Linked DNA regions of Homo sapiens: region 2 is linked to region 1. The links are chromatin loops, found by intact Hi-C in ENCODE. Cell type or tissue: left ventricle myocardium inferior. All regions are shown on one strand. Links, peaks and the distances in the headings refer to the core of each region. The heading gives the core; the rest is flanking DNA.

Region 1 (2,912 bases), core at 168-2,667:
CTAATAAAACATAGCTCTTTAAGGAGCTCACAATTCAGAGGAGACAAACGAAGAAATAGAAAATTACTCTGTAATATGGTAAAACCAAACCTTGAGAAATACCTGAGATTTAAGACATCCTAGAGAAGGATTACCTAACCCAGACAACTATGCATATCCCTTCATGGTGTACCCCTAAATGTACCTTCTGAAACCCCAGCCTCATCCCTTCCAGGAGAGGGTCCCGTGATGGCCTCTTTGAGAACCATCAGTCATCCATACTAATTTGATCCCCCATATCAATTACTCCTCCAGGAGCAGCTAAAGAGTTGTGGGATCTGCCTATCAAACCCAACCCTAGCCAGTAAACCCAAATGACAATGATGCAAATGATGGACAATGCAAGGAAGAATGAAGTCAGTATAACTTCACAGCTCTACTGAAAAGCAGTGTTGAGCTTCAAAAAGGCAGGAGAGCTCATCACGCTGTTACAATATGCAGCTCCAGACAAAACCTGAGCCATGAGACTTGACGAAAAAGGAAATTTGGTGATGAGCTGATGAGCTGCCACAGGAGAGGGCAGACAATACGGAGGGTTCAGAGGAACCCTGCAAACTCAGGCACTCCCACAGGCTAGCTCAGCTCTCCTGCCTCCTTGCATCTCTTTCCTTTCAGTACCAGAGTTGTGAATCACCTCCTGCAGCAATCTCACCTGAGGGCAACCAACTCACAGTAAATTAGTACTGGGGAAAGGAATGGAGGAGATATGTGACTCTTTTCCCTGAGGTGGCTCTTTTTTCCACACAGTTTGGGGAAGTTTGGTGACACATCAGAGATTATCCAGAGATACACAGAGCACCAATGTGGGCAGATGCCCCAGGCTTTCGTGAGCCATGTAGCATTTCTGCTTTTCTCTGTGGCTTCACCTTACAGTCTGTACCTAGGCTAGGCCTGTGGGAACATTTCAGGCTGGAGCAATAAGGAATGAAACCTGGGGCTAGAAATTCTGTTTGTGGAAATGTGAGTCCCTGAGATGACAGAGGACTTGCTAATCACAGTTGAAAGGGCTATGGCCCTTTGTACCATGGTCTTTCATCTCTCTGGAAAAATTACCAACAATGACACACAGCAGTTAAAATGGATTGTGAAATCAAAGAGCCAGACAAACTTCACACATTGTCTTCCTTAAATTACTAAGAACTTTCTTTGCCGAATGATACAAATATACCTGACTTACTGTGCAGAGAGATTCCTCATCTGCCTTCTAGATGCTAACCTGTAGCTGTCCTCCTGCACCTGGCTCTCCCTCTCCCTGACAAGGAAGTAAGGGCCAGAGGGGGGTGTGAAATTGTATTCTTCAGTTTATTTAATCCCTGTGGCTACCTAGCACGTGAAAATAGATTTGCCTCTTTGACACCAATACATTTGGTAAGCTCAAGAGCCTAGAGGCAGAAGACCTGGGTTAAATTCTGGCTCCTTGAGCCTCCCCAGTCTGCCCTGGATGGATCACTTATCCTCTCTGAGCCTCACTTCCCTCATCTGTAAAACAGGGGGATGACAACTTTCATGGCAGTGGTCAGGCTCGGCTTCTGACCCCATTGTGAGAGCATCCTGCAGCCTAGCTGCCTGGACAGTCTCCTCTTTCTCTGAAGGCCCCTGCTCAGCCTTTACAACCGGGTAACTTGTGCTGCTCTTAAGCCTGGAGATGGTGGCAGGAAGCACAGAGGGGGGTGTAAGGAATAAATCAAGTGGCTGGGTAATTAATTTAGAATAACTTAAGCACTGAATGTGGAAGAGAAACAAAAGTGATGACATTTAATGAATGTGTCAGTTGATATCTCACTCATTCCAGCTGTCTTTTAAAATGTCAAATATCCCCTTCCTTTTCCTTGCAGCTGGAAGGTACATGCTAAAAACAACAATTCTGTCCCAGTAGGTTAGCACAGGCACATAATTCAGAAGCAGGACGTCCTAGAGGCTGTAGGAACAGGAGACTATGCCCATCACCCTAGACAGCTGGACGCTGCAGCTGCTCCTTGCGCCCCACACCAGGCCACTCTCCTAGCTCTTCAGCTACCTTCTTGCTATCAACCATAAAAAAACACACAAGACGTCGATGCCAAGAGAAAGACAGTCAGTGTGCTTTAGGGTCCTTTCCCCTGTTTGTGTCTCTTCAAACTTCTCAGGGCTTGAAAGTTTTCGAGAGAAAACCTTAGCTGAACTCCAGGGAGAGAGAAAGCCAGGAGACGGTTGCCCCAGAGAACTCCAGGCTCAGGCATTTCCATTCTGAGCTGATTGGCCCTTGGCTCAGTCTTCTATAAATACCAGATACTGCTTCAGAGACAAACCAGGGGAACAAGCCAGCTGGATTTTCACTTTGGGGGAAAATGTCAAGCCAAGCGGCACCAAACACTTTTCATCTCAAACTCCAACTCTTACCCCCTAAAGGGAGCTTCCTCACTTTCAGCCACAGCTGAGCAGCCGCCTCTTCAACCTCACAGGGTGCTGAGCTACAAGGAGGAAGAGCCGCTAAAGAGCAAGCAAAAAACTGGCCAGTGGTCAGACAACCCAGAAGCAGAAGTGACCTCGGCAGTCCGAAAAGTTCCAGCAACCCGAGCTTATTGACCCGAGAGCAGCTTCTGGCTTGAGGAGCAGAGAGGGCCGTGGTCTTCTAGGCCATCTGGGGAGAGGCGCAGAGTGAGCTAGTGTGGGACAACTATGAACAGCTCAGCTTTGGCCAAGCACAGCCGTTCAGGGAAGACACAGTGACAGGTCAGAGCAGAGGCCACCCTTCCACTGTCCAGTTTAGAGCCAGGTTGTGCCGGGAGTCCATACCAGCCCCTCAGGCAAAGGCGGAGCTCCACTGCCTCAGTGCTCCCTTACTGAAGGAGCAGAGCCCAACCATGCCGACGCTCACCCCTGCTGACCTGCTC
Region 2 (2,912 bases), core at 192-2,691, 56 kb after region 1:
TTGAAATAACATCATTCCCAGGCTGCGGGAACTACAGATGAAGTCACAACTGGTCACATTTGTTTAGAATTTTTTTTTTAATTTTTAATTTTTTTGTAGAGACAGGATTTCACCACATTGTCCAGGCTGGGCTCAAACTTCAGGGCTCAAGCGATCTGCCCACCTTGGCCTCCCAAAGTGCTGGAATTACAGGCATGACCCACCACACCCAGCCTAGAGTTTCATATTTTTCAGCCTCTCTGAGTTGCTGCATAACCTCTCCAGAGTTAAATAGGAAGTGAACACTAAGTGTTCTGAATCGAGTTGAAGAAGGAGAGAGGTATCTTGTGTTCATCTTTTTCCCCTCCTGATTCCTGAATCTTCTTGTCTGACATTTCCTCTTGAAAATATGTTTGGACTTAAAGCAGGCGAGATGATTGGAAGAGGAGTTGTGATTAGGAAGGGAAGAAGGTAATGAAATTTGATGTTATTAGACTGTAGGACCAAATAAGCAAAATGGGGGAAACATTCTCAAGACTTCAGTTTACTCCAAAGGTAAAAATCCTAACTCCAACTTGTTCTGTTGCACTAGAATTTCTTTTTCAAGCAATAACCTTAGAAGAAATAAACTTTCAAGAAATAACCTTAGAAGACAAGGTTTCTATACTGGCTTGGGTGCTATATAGATATGTGTCCTCTGCCAAATCACATCACATTTCTAGGCTTCAGTTTTCTTAATCATAAAATGAGGTAATTGGACTAAATCAATCCTGGTCACTGCAAACCTACTAAAAATTCCATAATTATAAACAGATCATCTCAATCTTCTTTCTGCTAAAACGCCAACCACATACAATCAAGTTCTTTATTAGAGACAAAGACTGTTACATGAATTGAAAGGACTGGTTGTAAATGGCTCTATTTGGCAGGGCCCTCTACCAAGATATGGAAATAAGTATCATCCATGCTAATACTAATACCACCACTATTATGTGTCAAATTGTGTTCCTACTTTCCAGTACCACAGAATGTGATCTTATTTGGAAATAGGGTCCTTGCAGATGGAATTGGTTATGGTGAGGTCATATTGATGTTGGGTGGGATCTTACTCTAAAATAATTGGTGTCCTTACAAGAAGAGGAGAGAGATATACAGAGAATACCATGTGAAGACACAAAGACACACAAAGAGAGTCAGCCTGGCGTGGTGGCTCACACCTGTAATCCCAGCACTTTGGGAGGCTGAGGCAGGTGGATCACCTGAGGTCGGGAGTTCAAGACCAGCCTGACCAACATGGAGAAACCCCATCTCTACTGAAAATACAAAAAATTAGCCGGGCATGGTGGCACATGCCTGTAATCCCAGCTACTCAGGAGGCTGAGGCAGGAGAATAGCTTGAACTTGGGAGGTGGAGGTTGTGGTGAGCCGAGATCGCGCCATTGCACTCCAGCCTGGGCAACAAGAGTAAAACTCTGTCTTTAAAAAAAAAAAAACACTCACGAGGAGAAAACAGCCATAAGACGACAGAGGTGGGAGATTACAGCGATGCATCTACAAACCAAGGAATGCCGAAGATTGCCAGCAAACCAACAGAACTAGAAGAGGCAAAGGAGGATTCTCCCCTATAGGTTTCAGAGACAGCACGGCCCTGCCAGTGCCCCAGTTTCAGACTTCCAGACTCCAGAACTGTGACACAATAAACTTGTGTTATTTTAAACCATCCAGTTGACGGTATTCTGTTACAGCAGTCTTAGGAAATGAATACAACTACCAATAGTTCACATTCATTGAATGCCAACAGCTAATATTCACGAATATTAATATATTACTGTGGGCCAGTGCTAAGTATTCTATGTACAGAATCTCTTTCAACTGTCACAACAGGCTTATGAAGTTAATACTATTTTTATCTGTATTTTACAGGTGAGGAATGTAAGATCTGGGGAGTTAAGATCATGCCCACAGTCATCTAGGTAAGTGATGAAGTTGGAGCTTTGAGCTGCAGGATCCTTTGGTGTAAGGGTTTAAGGGGATTTCATATATAATATTTGAGGCCTCTGTGGATACCATGCTTTTTACAATATTCACTTTGTTCTGCCTGTTTATAATTTGTTTGTTCAACCAAATTGAATGAATAATAAAGCACTGCAAATTTAACATGTCCCATATGGTATTCTTCATTTTTCTCTTCCAAGCCTCTTCTTCGATTTCCCGTTAAAACACCTCCTTCAGGTTGGACATAATGACTCATGTTTGTAATCCCAGCATTTTTGAGGGGTGGGCAACATAGTGAGATCCCACATCTCTATAAAAATCTAAAAAATTAGCTGGCATGTGCCTGTGATCACAGCTACTTGGGATATTGAAGTAGGAGGATCACTTGAGCCCAGGGGTTCAAGGCTGTAGTGAGAGCTATGATCGCACCACTGTACTCCAGCCTGGGAGACTGTGTGAAACCCTATCTCAAAAACAAAAACAAAACCTCCTTCCCCCAGTCTCAGTTGGAGACTGCATTTGTTCAAGCCACAATCCTGAATCATCCTCACTTTCTCCACTCATCCCACCCACAGAAAAAACCAGCAGGTCCTGGCTCCTCGGACTGTGTATTAAATCAAATCCTATCTCACCATCCCTACTGCTGCCTGTCCATCCTAGCCCCCAGCCTTCCTCCTCTGAGTTTACTGCTATCAACAGAAAGAGTCAAACTCTGTAAAATATTTGAAGAGATGTATTCTGAGTCAAATAGGAGTGACCAGTGGTCTGTGACATAGCCCTCAGGAGATCCTGAGAACATGTGCCCAAGGTGGTCTGGGCACAGCCTGGTTTGTTTGTTTGTTTGTTTGGTTTTTGAGACAGGGTCTCACTCTGTTGCCCTGGCTGGAGTGCAGTGGTGTGATATCGCTCACTGCAGCCTCAACCTACCAGACTCAAGC

Evidence for each region. A loop is a pair of places that touch in the nucleus more often than their neighbours do. Peaks named below come from ENCODE experiments on the same cell type or tissue, not always from the same donor. Only the 100,000 strongest peaks of a DNase experiment are listed, where the experiment ranks them.
Region 2: it touches region 1 in a loop (8-fold over the local background); 3 of 110 quality-filtered maps call a loop at or near these places.

Annotation. Positions count from the first base shown.
Region 1 is chr1:114,081,266-114,084,177 of GRCh38, reverse strand. No RefSeq gene overlaps it. Among named protein-coding and RNA genes, the nearest start is that of SYT6, 71 kb to the left of the region's middle. In left ventricle myocardium inferior, for the core only: no CTCF peak of the experiment used is centred there; no DNase peak of the experiment used is centred there; H3K4me3 peaks cover 572 bases; H3K27ac peaks cover 568 bases.
Region 2 is chr1:114,025,766-114,028,677 of GRCh38, reverse strand. No RefSeq gene overlaps it. Among named protein-coding and RNA genes, the nearest start is that of OLFML3, 48 kb to the right of the region's middle. In left ventricle myocardium inferior, for the core only: no CTCF peak of the experiment used is centred there; no DNase peak of the experiment used is centred there; H3K27me3 peaks cover 164 bases.